Linked DNA regions of Homo sapiens: region 1 is linked to region 2. Evidence: chromatin loops called from intact Hi-C (ENCODE). Cell type or tissue: endothelial cell of umbilical vein. All regions are shown on one strand. Links, peaks and the distances in the headings refer to the core of each region. The heading gives the core; the rest is flanking DNA. Region 1 has its middle 55 kb from the start of ARHGEF3. Region 2 has its middle 15 kb from the start of ARHGEF3-AS1.

Evidence for each region. A loop is a pair of places that touch in the nucleus more often than their neighbours do. Peaks named below come from ENCODE experiments on the same cell type or tissue, not always from the same donor. Only the 100,000 strongest peaks of a DNase experiment are listed, where the experiment ranks them.
Region 1: a loop joins it to region 2, with 8 times the contacts of the local background. A loop is called at or near these places in 10 of 110 quality-filtered maps.

Annotation. Positions count from the first base shown.
Region 1 is chr3:56,852,283-56,860,746 of GRCh38, forward strand. It overlaps a transcript of ARHGEF3 not described here. Among named protein-coding and RNA genes, the nearest start is that of ARHGEF3, 55 kb to the left of the region's middle. RefSeq lists an enhancer at 1-926. In endothelial cell of umbilical vein, for the core only: a CTCF peak has its summit at 3,774 (motif pointing right); a DNase peak (open chromatin) is centred at 3,759.
Region 2 is chr3:56,920,504-56,928,967 of GRCh38, forward strand. It overlaps a transcript of ARHGEF3 not described here. Among named protein-coding and RNA genes, the nearest start is that of ARHGEF3-AS1, 15 kb to the right of the region's middle. In endothelial cell of umbilical vein, for the core only: no CTCF peak of the experiment used is centred there; a DNase peak (open chromatin) is centred at 3,568; H3K27ac peaks cover 2,389 bases.

The sequences.
Region 1 (8,464 bases), core at 2,595-5,094, 68 kb before region 2:
TTCGAACGTATTTTCATTTTCCTTCGTTTTCTTGATTTCTTAGATGATTTCATCTCACAGGAGGCAGAATCTGAGTAAGTGTTCTTTTGTAGTTTCTTTGAATTGAATCAGAGCCCAGAGATGTCAGAGACCAGATAAAAGGGGACTGCTGGACCTACCACACTGACCCTATTGCAGTACCAGTCCCCAGAAGGTACAGCCTGACACACTTACACACACATGCGTGTACACGTGCACACACACATCCAAAGACCAAAACTGCTGTTTTTTCAAATTCTCTAATGCGTCAGCAGAAAGCTACAGAGCTATGATCCTTTCTCCTTATCTCTACAGACCAAAATCATAGCTAGTTCTCTTTTGTTTCATGGGATTAAAGAAAAAAAAAACCTACCGAATTGTCACAAGTTGATTCACATGCTGTAAAAAAACCCAATTGTATAATATGCCATTCTTAATGGTCAACTTGGAGAAGAAAATGTGAAATATGCAGCTGATAATCTTTTCAGTTTCGGGCTGGGCTGGCTGATTCATCAAACCCTGATCTGACATGTCCCCTCTATCCTCTCAACCATTTCCTTGACTCACTAGAATTATTCCTTCCAAAAAGGAACCTTGTCTGCTCGATGGATGTATAGACCATGCATTGCATTTTAGAAACAGTAAAAGTAAGGGCTAAAAATAGCCAGAAAGTGCTTTAGTCAAGAATCTCTAGTTGAAATTCAGGGGCATTTGTGTTCAAGAAAACAAGACCTCCCAAGAACAGCAGATTTTTAAACTTTGAATTTGATCCAAAAATGGAAATCTATACATATGATGAACTGTGTTTCTTATTTCTTTCAATTCAGCACCCTCCTGTAGTACCTGAGCATGGGGTACAGAGGTAACAGAACAGAGGACATGCATTGTTAAAGAAAAATCTGGGGTGGTGACAAGCCAAAAGTCTACCAGCCAAAAGGTCGAGAGATTGTGTAGAAGGAAGCTCACATCTTCCACACTCAAAAATATAACTGAGCTACTTTGCTGCTCAACAGTTATTGCTCAATTTTTATTTATTATTTTTATTATTATTTTGAGATGGAGTTTAGCTCTTGTCCCCCAGCCTGGAGTGCAATGGCACCATCTCGGCTCACTGCAACCTCTGTCTCCTGGGTTCAAGCAATTCTCCTGCCTCAGCCTCCCAAGTAGCTGGGATTACAGGCATGTGCCACCACGCCTGGCTAATTTTTGTATTTTTAGTAGAGACGGGGTTTCACTGTATTGGCCAGGCTGGTCTCGAACTCCTGACCTGATGATCTGACTGCCTTAGTCTCCCAAAGTGCTGGGATTACAAGTGTGAGTCACCATGCCCGGCTCAATTTTTATTGTAGACTATGTTGCTCAATGTTAAGAACCAAAATTAATGAATGCTTTAAAATTTATAACACCTCTTCCACAAGCCATGGATGCTCATTCCTTCCCTTCCTTTGTTGAGTATTTGTGACGCACATACTACATGCCAAGAGTTATGCCAGGCTTTGCAGGCACTTACACGCCAAGTAAGAACATGGGCTCCTATGGAAGCCTTCGGAGGGGTCACCTCTGTTTGAGGGTCAGGGGAGGGCTCTCAGTAGAAGTTACATAGAAAGACAATTGGCCAGGCGTAGTGGCTCACGCCTGTAATCCCAGCATTTTGGGAGGCCGAGGAGGGTGGATCACGAGGTCAGGAGATTGAGACTGTCCTGGCTAACACGGTGAAACCCCGTCTCTACTAAAAATAGAAAAATCTAGCCGGGTGTGGTGGCAGGCGCCTGCAGTCCCAGCTACTGGGGAGGCTGAGGCAGGAGAATGGTGTGAACCCGAGAGGCAGAGCTTACAGTGAGCCGAGATGGCGCCACTGCACTCCAGCCTGGGTGACAGAGCGAGACTCCATCTAAAAAAACAAAACAAAAAAACAATTAGGCACAAAAAGGGTGAGGACAAAGGAAAGAAAAGAAAGATTCCAGGCAGAAAGACCAGAGGGTAGAAAGGACTATGTCAAGGAAGCCCAGATCTGTTTAGCTGGCATATGGAGAAGGAGCAGTGCAATGGAGAAAGACACAAGCATGCAGGGGCTGGGTCTCAAAGCCACGTTAAGGAGGAGTATTTATCCTCAGGCTTTCTCTGAAGGAAACAGGGAGAAGCAGCAAAGGATGTAAAGTGGTGAAGCGGGAACCCAACTTGTGTTTTAGGAAGATGCCTCGGGTTCAGTGTGGGGAATGGATTTGAGAGACAGAAAGGAGGCAGGCAGATCTCCAAGTTAGCAGCAGGAATGCAGGCCAAAGACTAAGCAGCCTCTGAAAGGTAGAGTCACTGGGCTGAAGAAAACTGGAGGACTCTGGAGATATTTAGAAGGCAGGCAGGTTGAGATTTGGTGGGAAACAAGGTAAAGGAAAGAGGCCATGATGCCACCCCAGCTTCTGGCTTTGGCAACAGATAGGTACTATTTGGGGGGATGCAAATACCTAGAGGGGTGGGGGGGTTGGGGGGCAGGTAGGAAAGGTAAGAAGTTTAGGGGAGAACTTCAAAAGCAGCTATCCCAAAGGCCTCTGTCAGGACCCTGAGGGACACCCCCAATTAAGGGATGGACACAAGAAGGGGTAACTGCAAAGGAATCCAAGATGGAGTGGTCAGAAATGTGAGCAGTAAACAGGAGAGTGTGCAGTCACAGAGAGAAAGTCAATCTTATGTAGCACATGGCAGAGGTCAGAGTGGAAAAAGTCACTAGATATGGCCATGGCAAGACCTGGTGGCCAAGGCAGTTGAGTCACTTATTCAACACAATAGTATGGAGTACAATAACAAGGTCAGAGGAGGGGAAAAGGAGGAATCCAGGCTGAGGTGGGTGGAGAGGAGGGAGAGAGGTGAGGGGCAGGAGGGAGGGGTGCCTGCAGTCACCAAAGGGTTTTTATTGAGATAGGAAAGACTGAAGGTTGTCAAGCACTATTTATTGTTGTTCCCATTTTTATCTGGAGGTCTTTTCTCAAGACCACATATCTAAAAAGTGGAAGAGCAGGAATTCAAATACACGTTTGCTAACTCTTTTCAAAACACTCATTTGGCAGCAATAAATGGCCTTTACTGATGCAAAAACAAGTAGTCTGGGCTGGGCGTGGTGGTTCCTGCCTGTAATCCTAGCACTTTGGAAGGTTGAGGCAGGCAGATCACTTGAGGTCAGGAGTTCAAGACCAGCCTGGCCAACATGGTAAAACCCCTCTCTACTAAAAATACAAAAATTAGCTGGGCGTGGTGGCATGTGCCTGTAATCCCAGCTATTCGGGAGGCTGAGGCAGGAGAATCGCTTGAACCTGGGGGGCAGAGGTTGCAATGAGCCGAGATTACGCCACTGCACTCCAGCCTGGGCAAGAGTGAGACTGTCTCAAAAAAAAAAAAAAAAGTACTCTGGGCTGCCTGTCTTCCCTCCTTCTCCACTCTCCTACCCCCTGTAAATGACTGCTACATACAACTACGACACTAAAGTGGAAGGAAAAACTGTCATGCTGAACCACAGCTCTCCCAAATTTGTGACATAGATGTACAGATGATGATGACACAGTTACCGTCAGAAAAGGCATTCCAAATACTTACGCTTAACCCTAAAATGAAAGGAAATTTAACTTCTAAAACAATATCCCAGAAAAGACAAGTGTCATTTTTCAATTCCACTACTTGGCTCAAAGGGCTTCTTTTCTTTTCCTGGTTGTGACATTTCATTGTTTTACTCTCAAAGGAGCAGAGAGCCTGCAGACCAGCAGGGGGCCCTGCCGCAGAGGAGGAAGATGTGGGGCCAGGGGCCTGGCCAGTGGTGGACGAGATGTCTGGTAGGGGTCTGGACAATCTGAGTCCATAACCAGTCAGTCCTGGGGGGTGTCGCCATCAGAAGATACCAAGCCACATAAAATACACGTAACTCGGGGATAAAAAGGAAGCGGAGGGATAATAAGAGGAACAGGATAAAGAGAAAGAAAATAAGAAAATGATCTATGTCTAGTATCTGTCTATAAGGACAGTGAGTCAACATTTTTGGAAATCCAGGCTCTTTCTCTAGCCTTTTACTCCAGAGCTTTCAAGGGCTGACATGGGATGGAAGGATTCTTATGTCATCAAGTCTAATACTGCAATTTTACTTGTCTATTTATTGCTTATAAACTGACACTGTCTTTCATTTATGTTTTATTACACCGGTAATTCATGAATACAGATCCTCTTTACAGATATGGCTTGATTCTCCTTGGGTCCCCCTCCCCCTTCCCCACCACCCACCATGTCCCAACCCCTCTCCCTGACCTCTGTCTCTGGGGCCCTCCCTCCTCTGCTACAGCCCTTCTACAGCCCTTCATTTGCTTATACCTCTTGTTTTAGAATTTTCCTAAAGTGAGCCAAATTCTTTTCCATCTTGAGAGGTTTTTTGTTTTTTTTTTTTAACTTCATAGCATCCATCAAGATAGTGGCTGACACTTCTGCTGTAATAAAACTGGAATTAAAAAAAAAAAAATCTAGAGGCTTTCCAGAGCTTGCTTAGAGGCTTTGCTCTGCCTCCCAAGATGAACCAACTTACTCTTCATAATCTAAGTAAGGTCTAAGCAATGTTATTTCTTTGAAAATTTACATTAGAGCTTTTCCAAATCCCTGGCACACACTCTCCATTTAAAACTAACTATGGAGACCAAAGCCTGTTATATAAGCATCCAAGTCTGCAGCCATGGGCCATATTTCTTCAGCTGCCAGATCACATGACTGATAACAAAGCCAAGATAAAGGCAATAATTTTTTAAAATTTTTTTCTAGAAGAAAAAAAGCCCTACATATTTGAAAAAATAAAAAGATTAGGATCATTCCCATCAGAAGCTATTCTAAGTGGTTATTCCTCAAAATTAAAACAAAAATAAATTTGATTTTAAAACAAGCCACATCTACAGTGGCCACGGTGGGTTGCCTTCCTAACGTTGATTTCCCTTTCTCCCTCTTTAAGGAACTCCTATTTTCCGCAACTATTCACCCCGTTCATCCCCAAGGCAGAGTCTGAGTCAATCTTCATGGCATTCCTCCTGGGACTATTATTGACCCAGGGACAAGCATGTGACCTAATGTACCCAATCACACTAAAGGGAAGAACTTATTTGCTGGAAAAGGGAAACATATCAACCCAGTGGCTACTGGCAGCCATCTTGCAACCATGAGGGACACCAGCCTGAAGAGCACAAAGAGTTTAAGGAGATGGAAAGGACTTGTGTGTTTGGTGATAGTTTAGTAATTGAGTCAGTCAATCAGGGATTGACCTAACTCTGTACTTTTTATTCTGTGACATACAAAGCATCTCTATCTAAGGCTCTGTGAGTCAGGATTCCTGTTGCTTTCTCCAAACGGCTATAACACCAAAGAAGCGGGGAGATGGGGGAATCTGGTGCCATTTCCTTTTCCTTTTCTCTAAAAAGTTTCTTTGCTCTTTGGTTCTTTTTTAGGAAACAGCCTCTTACTATGTTGCCCAGGCTGGAGTGCAGTGGCTATTCACAGGCACAATCGTAGCACACTACAGCCTCAAACTCCTGGGTTCAAGCTATGCCCAGTTATGCTTTAGCCTTTGCATAGCTGGGACTATAGATGCAAGCCACTGCATCCAGTTCTGGCACCATTTTTCTGACCTACAAATTACATTTTGAAAGTTTCTTGGTTTAGCAGCTCATGCCTGTAATCGTAGCACTTTGGGAGGCTGAGGTGGCAGACTGCTTGAGCCCAGGAGTTTAAGACTAGCCTAGGCAACATGGTGGAACCCCATCTCTATAAAAAAATACAAAAATTAGCCAGGCATGGTGGTGCATGTCTGTAGTCCCGGCTACTCAGGAGGCTGAGGCAGGAGGATCGCTTGAGCCTGGGAGGTGGAGGCTGCAGTGAGCCATGTTTGCACCACTGCACTCCAGCCTGGGAAACAGAGCAAGACCCTGTCTCAAAAAAAAAAAAAAAAAAAAAAAGGCTTCTTCTTTCCTTCACTGTAATGGTTGCACTATCCATTCACTGTATCCACATGCATTTTTATAGCTGAGTACATTTTTCCAGGTTTTGTAGGAATTTTAATGGGTTTAAGCCTAGTAATTAAATATATATTAACTGGCTGCTACCACAGAAAGTTCAAGAGAAGCAAACTCAGCTCTGAGGATACTGAGCCCCTACCAGTGCCTGCCAAGATGCTAGAGATTATAACAATTGACAATGGCAGTCCCTGTCTGTGCTTGTGGGTTTACCTTCTGGTGAGGGGAGGAAGACAGTCAACAAGAACAACAGATGGTTTAGATAGTAACAACAGCACAGAAAGCACTTGCGGGGAGGGCAAGGCCTGCTTTAAATTGAGTTACCAGGAATGGCCTTTGCAAGGAGGTGACATTGAAAGCTGAGATCAGAACAAGGTGGGAGTCATATCTGGGGGAATAAGAAAGGAAAGAATAAACCTTGAATGTTTCAGTAGCATCAATAAATTCTGGTTTATTAGAAGGTGCCAAGAGATGGAGAGGGTGGAGGGAAATGAGGTTGGCAGGTGGGCAGGAGCCTAGACATTTGGGCCCTATAGGCCAAGGAAAGTGGATCTACATTTTATTTTAAGTCAGGGATTCTTACTTGTTTCTGTGTTATATACTTCCTAGGCAGCCTGCTGAACCCTATGGACCTCTGCTTGCAAAATGTTTTTAAATGGCGAAGACAAAAACAAAAAAATGTAGGATTATGAAAGACCAAGGATGGGACTGTGGGGGCAGGGAGATTATGGGAGTGATTTATCCCGCCAGGGAAGAGTATTTTTATCATGGACATTGTTTAGAGTTACCAGCTTATAGTGATCATAGAAGAATAGACTTTAAGTTGACTGTATTATTGTTTTGTTTTGTTTTTGAGACGGATGGAGTGTAGCGGTGTGATCTCGGCTCACTGCAAGCTCTGCCTCCCGGGTTCACGCCAATCTCCTGCCTCAGCCTCCCGAGTAGCTGGGACTACAGGCGCCCACCACCAGGCTCGGCTAATTTTTTGTATTTTTTTAGTAGAGACAGGGTTTCACCGTGTTAGCCAGGATGGTCTCGATCTCCTGACCTCGTGATCCGCCTACCTCGGCCTCCCAAAGTGCTGGGATCACAGGCAGGAGCCACCGTGCTCAGCCTGTATTATTGTTTTTAAATAATAAAAGCACACCACCTTGTTGCCTAAATCCAGGGCAGACTGAGCCCACATCCCTCTTGCCACCCCCTTGGTACACCTTTTTTTTTTTTGAGACAGGGTCTCACTCTGTCACCCAGGCTGGAGTGCAGTGGAGCAGAGATCTCGGCTCCCTGCAACTTTCACCTCCCAGGCTAAAGCGATTCTCCCATCTCAGCCTCCCGAGTAGCTGGGACTACAGGCACAAACCACCACACCAGGCTAATTTTTTTTTTTTTTTTTAAGTTAGAGACAGGTTTTGCCATGTTGGCCAGGCTGGTCTCGAACTCCTGACCTCAAGGGATCTGCCCACCTCGGTCTCCCAAAGTGCTGGGGTTACAGGCATGAGCCACTACACCCAGCCCCGTTGGTACACTTCTGATTAAGAAAACTCATTACATTGAGCTGGGCATGATGGTTCACACACCTGTAATCCCAGCATTTTGGGAGGCTGAGGTGGGTGGATTGCCTGAGCTCAGGAGTTCCAGACCAGCCTGGGTAACATGGCGAAACCCTGTCTCTATTAAAAATACAAAAATTAGCCAGTCTCATAACCTGGTCTCAAGAGAGATAGATAGATAGATAGATAGATAGATCGATAGATAGATAAAAATTAATATAAACAAACAATTTAATTAAAAATAAAATATAATTTGCAACATAAAAATCTAATTTATTAAATAACTTCTTTGTTCATATTTATTTTTTATTTTTATTTTTTAGAGACAGAGTCTCACTCTGTCACCCAGGATGGAGTGTAGTGGTACGATCATGGCTCACTGCAGCCTCAAATTCCTGGGCTCACGTGATCCTCCTGCCTTAGCTTCCTGAGTAGTGTGCTGAGACTACAGGTGTGTGCAACCATGGCCAGCTGATTTTATAATTTTTTTGTAGAGATGGGGTCTTACTATGTTGCCCAGGCTGGTCTCTAGCTCCTGGCCTCAAGCAGTCCTTCCACCTCAGCCTCCCAAAGTGTGAGCCACTGTGTCTAGCCTGTTTAAATAACAGATATGGTGGCAGATCTAACCACTACTGTCATTTTACAATCAAATGGGCATACAAAATATTCTGAGATATATGTAACCAGTATAATGTGAAGAGAAAATCACAGTGGGTTCTTTTGGTGACAAAGTCACAAGTAACTGCTGATATTGCTGTGGTTTTTTGTCCTCATTTATAGAAAGGAAATGTAAATTTCAGTTGGAGGTTAGTGAAAATACAGATGTAATTTTTTTTCCAATCCAAGTTTAGAGACCCCATGGAAGCCCCTGGA
Region 2 (8,464 bases), core at 2,459-4,958:
TTCATTTACATAAAATAAAATATTTAGATTTTAGCAGAATTACTTCTTCATTAAAAGTTGGCAAGCAACGATGATTCTTTCCATTTGAACTTTATCCTGGTTCCTTAATGTCTTTCTTATTTGTACTTAACAAGCCAGAAATGTCACAAAATCTTACAGTTGGAAAGGGAATTTCAAGGTCTTTAAACATACCCCATTTGATACTTCAAATTTTAAAATTCCACAAACTGAATTTAAAAATAGGTAGTAAAAAAATCTCATGGCCAAGGCCGGGCACGATGGCTCATGCCTGTAATCCCAGCACTTTGGGAGGCCGAGGCGGGCAGATCACGAGGTCAGGAGATCAAGATCATCCTGGCTAACGTGGTGAAACCCTGTCTCTACTAAAAATACAAAAAAAAATTAGCCAGGCGTGGTGGCGGGCACCTGTAGTCCCAGCTACTCAGGAGGCTGAGGCAGGAGAATGATGTGAACCTGGGAGGCGGAGCTTGCAGTGAGCCGAGATTGCACCACTGCACTCCAGCCTGGGTGACAGAGCGAGACTCCATCTCAAAAAAAAAAAAAAAAAAAAAAACTCATGGGCCAGTGCAGTGGCTCACACCTGTAATCCCAGTGGTTAGGGAGGCAGAGACATGAGGATGGCTTGAGCCCGGGAGTTCAAGACCTGCCTGGACAACATGGTGAGACCCTATTCTCCATAAAAAGAAAAAAAAAAAGACCAAAAAAAAAAAGGTTGGAAAAAATCTCAAATGGGATGGTAGCCGTGACCAAATTAAAATAATATATTGCACACTGGCTTACCCAAGGTTCCAACATCATAAGATTATTAGTTCTCAGATCTTAGGTTTCTAAGACTGTTGTCAAATTTAGGTAAGACTAAGGAAAAACAAAAATTCAAAAACAAATTCAGGTAACACTAAGGAAAAACAAAATTTGGGTGTTACTAGGTTATCAGGGAGGCATAAAGCACAGCAAGCCAGTGAGAAATAAAAAGAATATCAAATTAGAGCCTGAGAGTTGCTCACAGTCATGCACTTTTATTGAATGTCTTTATCTACTCCTCAAAGCTGGAAGGGTGGTTAATCCAAGTAAAACCTGAACAATTCCTCTGCCTGCTTCACCATGAACTCTAGACAAATGGAGCAGCGGTGTCCAGACACTTTCCCAGGCCAAGGCCTATTGGACTCAAGGTGGTTCAACTCAAGAGACTGTGAACATTTGAAAATGTTGATGCTCTTGGAGAGCCCTGCTTAGTATCCCAGCTCAACAAGATTATAAAATGATGAGAAGAATGTGGGAGCAGACCTGGCTGCTCAAGGTCAAGAATGAATAAATAGAAAAGTCTTCATCTATGGTTTCAACACAGGAACTAAAAATAAATGATGCTGGAACATGGAAGTCTCAACGATTGCTAGTCATGGCTAATCTTGAGTGCTTATCTTACTGGTTTTGTTACAAGCAATCGCCTGAGCTCTGTCTTTATTCTCTCTAAACAAATCTGAACTTTTATAACCAGATTCCTCACATTATTTTGGCAACTGATACATGGGCAGCTATTTTTAAAAGTGAATGCAAAAAAAAAAAAGGAAAGCTGATGTATGCTGTGAAGCAGCCACCGGCCTGGCCGCTGCGGTTCTGCCTCCTTGACTAACACAAGAAGCAAGGGCCACCTGAAGAATTTCTGCATGAAGCACACAGGGGCCGCTTGCAAATAAGCTCATCCAGTTTATTTCTTAGAAACATAAACACCCTGGGTGCAGCTTTTTCAAGAAACTGTCAAGTCTCCTTCCTTACACTGTCAGTTAAAAGTGAAACTCCTGTCTGTGGGTTACTGACCTCTGCACAATTTTTAGGAAGAAAAAAAAGTTTAAAAACTGATTAGCTGATATCTATCAGCCAAAGGGCTTCCTTACTTGGAAATGAGACTTACTATTTGGCATTGCACTGTCAAAGTTGGTTGGAAGTGGAAAATCTGAATATGGGGGTGGGAGGGAGGGGTATTTCTGACACTTACATGAATACTCAGGAGGATTTTTAAAAGTAATCTGCCTAGATCAAAAAACAATGCTTGACACACCGAATTTCCAAGTTAAAAATATATAACAAAAGCAAGAATCATTCTTATTAAAAAGTTTCTCACCATTATTTTGACTTCAGATAACTCTTTAGGGATAATTTCTGGGAAAAACCATCTGGCTGGAATAGTTAACAATAAATTAATATTTGGGCTCTGTGATTTTTGGCTCTGCCATTTACTAGTTGAATGACCTGGTAAGTCACTCTTAATTTCCTTGATCTTTAGTTTCCTTATCTGTAAAACAGGAATGACTCCTTTATCCCTAGCAGGTTGCAGGGAGGATGGTAGGATACTAACTGACATATGTATTTAAAAGCAGAACAGCCTGGGTGCAGTGGCTCACGCCTGTAATCCCAACACTTTGGGAAGCGTAGGCGGAAGGATCAGCTGAGGTCAGGAGTTCAAGACCAGCTTGGCCAAAATGGCAAAACCCCATCTCTACTAAATATATATATATATATATATATATATATATATATATATATATATATATATAAATTAGTTGGGCATGGTGGCGTGTGCCTATAATACCAGCTACTCGGGAAGCTGGGACAGGAGAATCACTTGAACCCAGGAGGCAGAGGTTGCAGTGAGCCAAGATCGTGCCACTCCAGCCTGGGCAACAGAGCAAGACTCCGTCTCAAAAAAAGAAGCAGAACAATGGATGATGGGAACTTTGGGCCATCATACTATTGTTTCTATTTTTGTATAGGTTTTAATTTTTCCATAATAAAATATTTTTTAAAAGACAAAGGCACAGTAATAATTTATTTTTTTTCAAACAGAAGAGGAAATTTTTTGGTGTAACGATGGAAACTGGTTCAAATTTTCCTCCTAGCAAATTGAAAAGCAGTACCAAATCTGAAATCCAGAGTTTGATTTTTCTATCCTGATTTGACTGTCAACTGGGCATCTAAGAAAAAGGTAATAGAAACTAGCAGTTTCCCATTTCCCTTCTTCCTTCCAATAGAGAAAAAAAATGAGAGCATAGTTAAAACTTAAGTCATATTTATTTTTTTAATCTTACAATGCTGACTTCCCTGAAATCCCTGTATCCATCTAGAAAGTTCAAGACTTTTATGAAAATACCCCCAAGAAACCAAGAGATTTAAAAGCATGTGTGTCCCATGACTCAGAGTGTTCATTCTGCCTAAACACCAGTGAAAGTGGTTTTTTGTTTTGTTATGTTTTGGGTGTGTTCATGTGTACATGAAGAATTGGTATTGCCACTTTTTCTCCCTTAATTCAGAATCAGAAAGGAATCACCAAAACACTGGAAAATAGCAAACCAAATGAGACAGGTGGAAAGGGCTTCCAACTCTCACCCAAGGTAACTGGTCCTGGTTGGAAGCTCAGCACCTCCTCCCAGTTAGGGCTCTGCCCTGGAGGCTGTCCCTTTAAGTCAGACTTCCTGGTAAGGCTGAGAGATTTCCGCATGCAGCTTCCTGGAGACCGTATAAGATAAACAATAAACTTTGCAACAAAATCATGGACAATAAGCCCCACGTGGCTGTAACAAGAAGCAATTATAAGCATTGACAATGGCTAGGGCATTTCCAACAGGAATGCAAGTCTGTGATAAACAGGGGAGAAACATGCTACCCCACACCTGCACAAACTAAATGATGTGTAAAAAATAGTTCCTAGCCTCTCATCACATTGAGAACTAGTTGCTTCCAAATTCAGCACTCTTTTTAAAAAAATCATTGTCTAAGAGGAAAGCAGTCAGGCCTTTCTTAAAGCACCACTGCCTATTAGATGAAAGCTGCTGAGGCCCAGCGACACTACGTGTTCCTTACTCCATGAGTCTCTGTGTTACAGGAAAGGGGTCCTGATCCAGACCCCAAGATAGGGTTCTGGGATCTCATGCAAGAAAGAATTCAGGGCAAGTCCAGAGAGTAAAGTGAAAGCAAGTTTATTAGGAAAGTAAAGGAATAAAAGAATGGCTACTCCATAGACGGTTGCCCATTTTTACAGTTATTTCTTGATTATATGTTAAACAAGAGGTGGATGATTCATGCCTCCCCTTTATAGAACATATAGGGTAACTTCCTGACGTTGCCAAGGCGTTTGTAAACTGTCATGGCACTGGTGGGAGTGTAGCAGTGAGAATGACCAGAGGTCACTCTCGTTGCCATCTTGGTTTTGGTGGGATTTAGCCAGATTCTTTACTGCAACCTGTTTTATCAGCAAGGTCTTTATGACCTGTATCTTGTGCTGACCTCCTATCTCATCTTGTGACTTAGAATGCCTTAACTGTCTGGGAATGCAGCCCAGTAGGTCTCAGCCTCATGCTACCCAGCTCCTATTCAAGATGGAGTTGCTCTTGTTCACATGCCTCTGACATAAGGGTCACCCTTTGAGTCTCCTGCAGCTGAACCCCCTACCTGGCTAGCTTTGGGGAATTCCCCAACTCAGGAACCAGAGCCCACATTCTACCAGAGGAGATGAGAGTGCCATACACTTGCTTCCCAGCCTCCCTTGCAGCCACAGCATGAGAACATGAGCAGGCTCAGCCAATCATGTGCTGGGATGCAAAGCGGCAGGGCCGCTGCAGACCCCATTCTGCGAGGGTGGTGGCAGCTTGCAGAGGCAGAGTAAGGGTAGACTGGGTAGCCACAGCCTACAACCAGCATTGGTGGTGCAAGCCATGGCGTCTACACCTACCCAGCAGTGGTAGCAATAGTGTCTTTACAATAACTGTTTGGTGGTATAATTTGGAGTTGTCCCTGTTTCCCTGGTCCTTCCGAAATTCTCTGAGCTACCCTAGACACTGTAATAAATTCATTTTCTGCTTAACTCAGCTGTGTCATCACTCAAGTTCAGCTCACAGGAGGCTTCCCTGACCAGGCTGTCTATAGGACCATGCCTTATACCCCACCATCGTTATTCTCTATCATGATACCCTACTGATTTCCTTCCCACTACTTATCACATCCTGTAACCAATCCACTTCATTATTAACAACAATACGAACCACCATTGACTGGGGGCTTGCTATGTGTCAGATGGTAGGCTAAGCTAATTTAATTCTATGACCACCCTATGAGATAAGTACTTTTATTATCCCTAGTTTATAGATGAGGAAAGAGGCTCAGAAGGGTTAAAAAAAGTTGTCCAATGTGCCAAGCTTGGCAGTAATGGAATAAGGACTGGAGTCTAGGCCTGCAGCACAGGTTCTTACCACAATACTCATTCAGGCAGTGACTGAATACACACTGGCCACAGTGCAGGCACCAAAGCCACAGGACAGCCTGGCTCTCATGGAGCCTGGAGGCTGGTGGTCCAATCTCCCACCTGGTATTCTACCCATCACCCAAAAACCCTTCTTGGGGAAGAAATGCAGACTGACATGTGTAAAGATGAGACCAGCTTCCTTTGTTCAACAGAAATGTGCCCAGCTCTGTGTTCAAAGCATCAGGCATGCAAAAATACCTCAGAAGCTCACAGGCCAGAGGAGACGCAGACCTGTACACAATGCTCACTGCTCAACCTGCTGGTTCCCACAGCCTCGAAGCACTAGGCTGCAGAGGAAGAAGCCAGGGACCATTCTCAGGGTCTCCCCAATGACAGTGCCATTCCAGCTGGTTGTCAGTGATGTATAGGAGTTGCCAGGCTGAGGAGAGGGGGGTCAGCGCAAAGGTGAGAAGTGGGAACAGCAAAGTTCATTCAGGAGGCGAGGAGACAGTCAAGGGGTCTATGGAAGGGACAGGATGCGAAGGCCAGGGATGAGATGCTTGGAGCCAAGGAAGGAGTTCCAACTCCACCCTGCAGGAAATGGGGAACCAGGGCAAGTTTCTCAGCCAGAACAGCTGCATGACCAGATAGAAATTCTTTTTGTCAAGAACAGTGGCCATGGCCATAGAATACAGTACTAGTCAGATGCTTTTCCTATGTATTTTTAAAGTACACAAACATAAATATATTTGCTGAAAGCCAGGAATTGTAATAACAAGAAGTTCCATTTCTATGCTTTCCAACTCCCTCTCCTGGCTGAGTAAGAAGTGAAATAAGTCTGCCCTTCCAACAGAAGGAGTTAAACACAGCCATTCCCTCCTGTAATGTGAAATTACACAGAGCTCTCACATGGATAATTTATGGAGAAAACAAGGAATTCCCCAGCTACTTGATTTTACAACTCCAATCACCCAGATTCCCCCAGTGTGATAACAAGAACCTCACCTCTGGGTTGTGTCATCATTAAAATGAAAAGCTGATTTTTATTTTTTAAAAGAATGTGTGTGGTTGAGCCACAAAGAGCCTCCTGGGTTGGATGAATACCCCGGGAGGGGTGGGAGGAGTCCCCAGAATGACCCTTTGAGGCTGAGAGGGACTCATACTTAGTAACAGGCCCCAGGGAATGCTGTGTTAAGTGTGCAGCCCCAGAGGTCTGGAAATGCCAAGCCAGCCGGGGTGGTGAGGGCATAGCAACCAGAACACAGACCAGAAATAAAGGAAGGCAGTTTAGCACAGAAGTGAGGAATAGGAGTTCTAAGCCAGATAACCTGGGTTCAAATCCCAGTGCTGTCACTTAATGCGTGACCCCTGATCATTTACTTAACTTCCCTGTGCCTCTGTTTCCTCCTCTGGTAAATGGGAACAGTAAGAGGACCCACTGCAAAAAGTTCTTGTGAGAATCAAATAAGTCAAATATGTATCATTGAGCATAGTGCCTGGCACATAGTAAGTAACAATTGCAGTTTCCTAGAGACTATAAGATAAACAAGTAATTTTGCAGCAACATGACGGATAATAAGCCCCCATGTGGCACAACAAAAAGCAATTATAAGTGCTGACAATGGCTAGGGCATTTCCAATAGCAATGCAAATCTGTGTAAATAGCTGTTGCTGATACTACATATAATAATCTTATATAAAAGTATAATATATAACATAAACTTATATTTTAAATATACGATATGTAACATTATATAATATGGTAATAGTGATTTTATTATGATCTGCTTTAACCCAATTTAACAAAGAATTTTTCAACAAAAATGAGGGGTCTGAGGAGGGGAGCCCCAGGATCAGGCACCTAAAGTGTGTTTGTGCAGTATTTCCAACCACCTGGAGGTTCAATGTCAGGGATACCTACCATGGACCACAGAGCCAATCTGCTAGGCCAGAGTCCAGGTGGTACCGCATATGAGCTGCAGAGTTGGGAAAGTCATTTGACCCATAAAAAACAAACAAACAAACAAACAAAAACCTTGATTTCCTCATCTCTGCAAAGGGGATAACAATAGTACTGCCTTCACAGTTTGTGTCAAGCACTGGTGCTCAATTTTACATTTGTTTTTACATAAATATTTCTAACAACCTGTGAATCAAAAATGATTATGATGTCTATTTTATGAATGAGAAAACCTGAGGTTCAGAGACGTTAAGCAATTGCCAGACAGCACACAGCTAGATTGACATGCAGGAAATCTACCCCAAGCCAGCACTCTAAGCCAGCCCTCAATTCTGCAGACACATGCAGCATGAGAAGGATGCACCAAAGCTCTTCAGAGCAGGAGAGTATTAACCAACATGTGTGCTGGAATCACCCTTTAAGAAGGGCACGTGTTTCCCCACTGCAGACCCCAAAGCTTATGGCACCTGTAGGCAGTGAAAAGAAACTCCCCCTTGTTGAGCATCTACTATATACCAGGCACCATGTTGAGTGTCCTGCCACATCATTGCCACCTTATCACCACAGCAACCCTCTGAAGCAAGGACTAGAAGACATTGAGGCTCAGCGAGGTTGGGTTCCTGGCCCATGGTCACAGAGCTTTTCAGTGGCAGCATCCCTACACACATCTGGGTCCGTTCTGCTCCCACTCAGGCTTGCAGACAGGCTCTGAAAACACTCCTTAATGTCCCTTAGGTGCTCCTCTCCCCCTCATTACCTCCCACTTTGAAAGCACAAAGCTGCTTATTTTGCAGCAGGAAAATGACCATGGGGGCTGAGTAGGGCCATGGTGCAAACTACAATTACTGCAGACAACAATTTGCATTCCAGATCTGAAATGTGCTCAGGGCTCCACTTGAGCCCTGTAATCAGCTTAGCCTTTGCCCAAATCTCTCTTGAAATGAAGACATATTAGATGAACTGAGACACAGCAGGGTTTGGAAAATGTGCCTCTGCCCCCCAGTGAACTGCCACCTAAGGAAAAACTGTGCCAAGAAACAGCCAGGGTTGAGTGGGATTTAAGCCCCAGAGAGGTTGAATTCCTCTGCTGCAGAACAAAGAAAACAGCAGCCAGGACAGTAGACAGGCAGGGCCACATGGGTAAAGAATCAAAGGCAGGAAATGCATTACATAACACACGGGCCTCAGTGAGGAGGTGGAATGGCCACCCTTCCCTCCTTATCAGAAATTGCTGTCTTGCCTATGAGTCA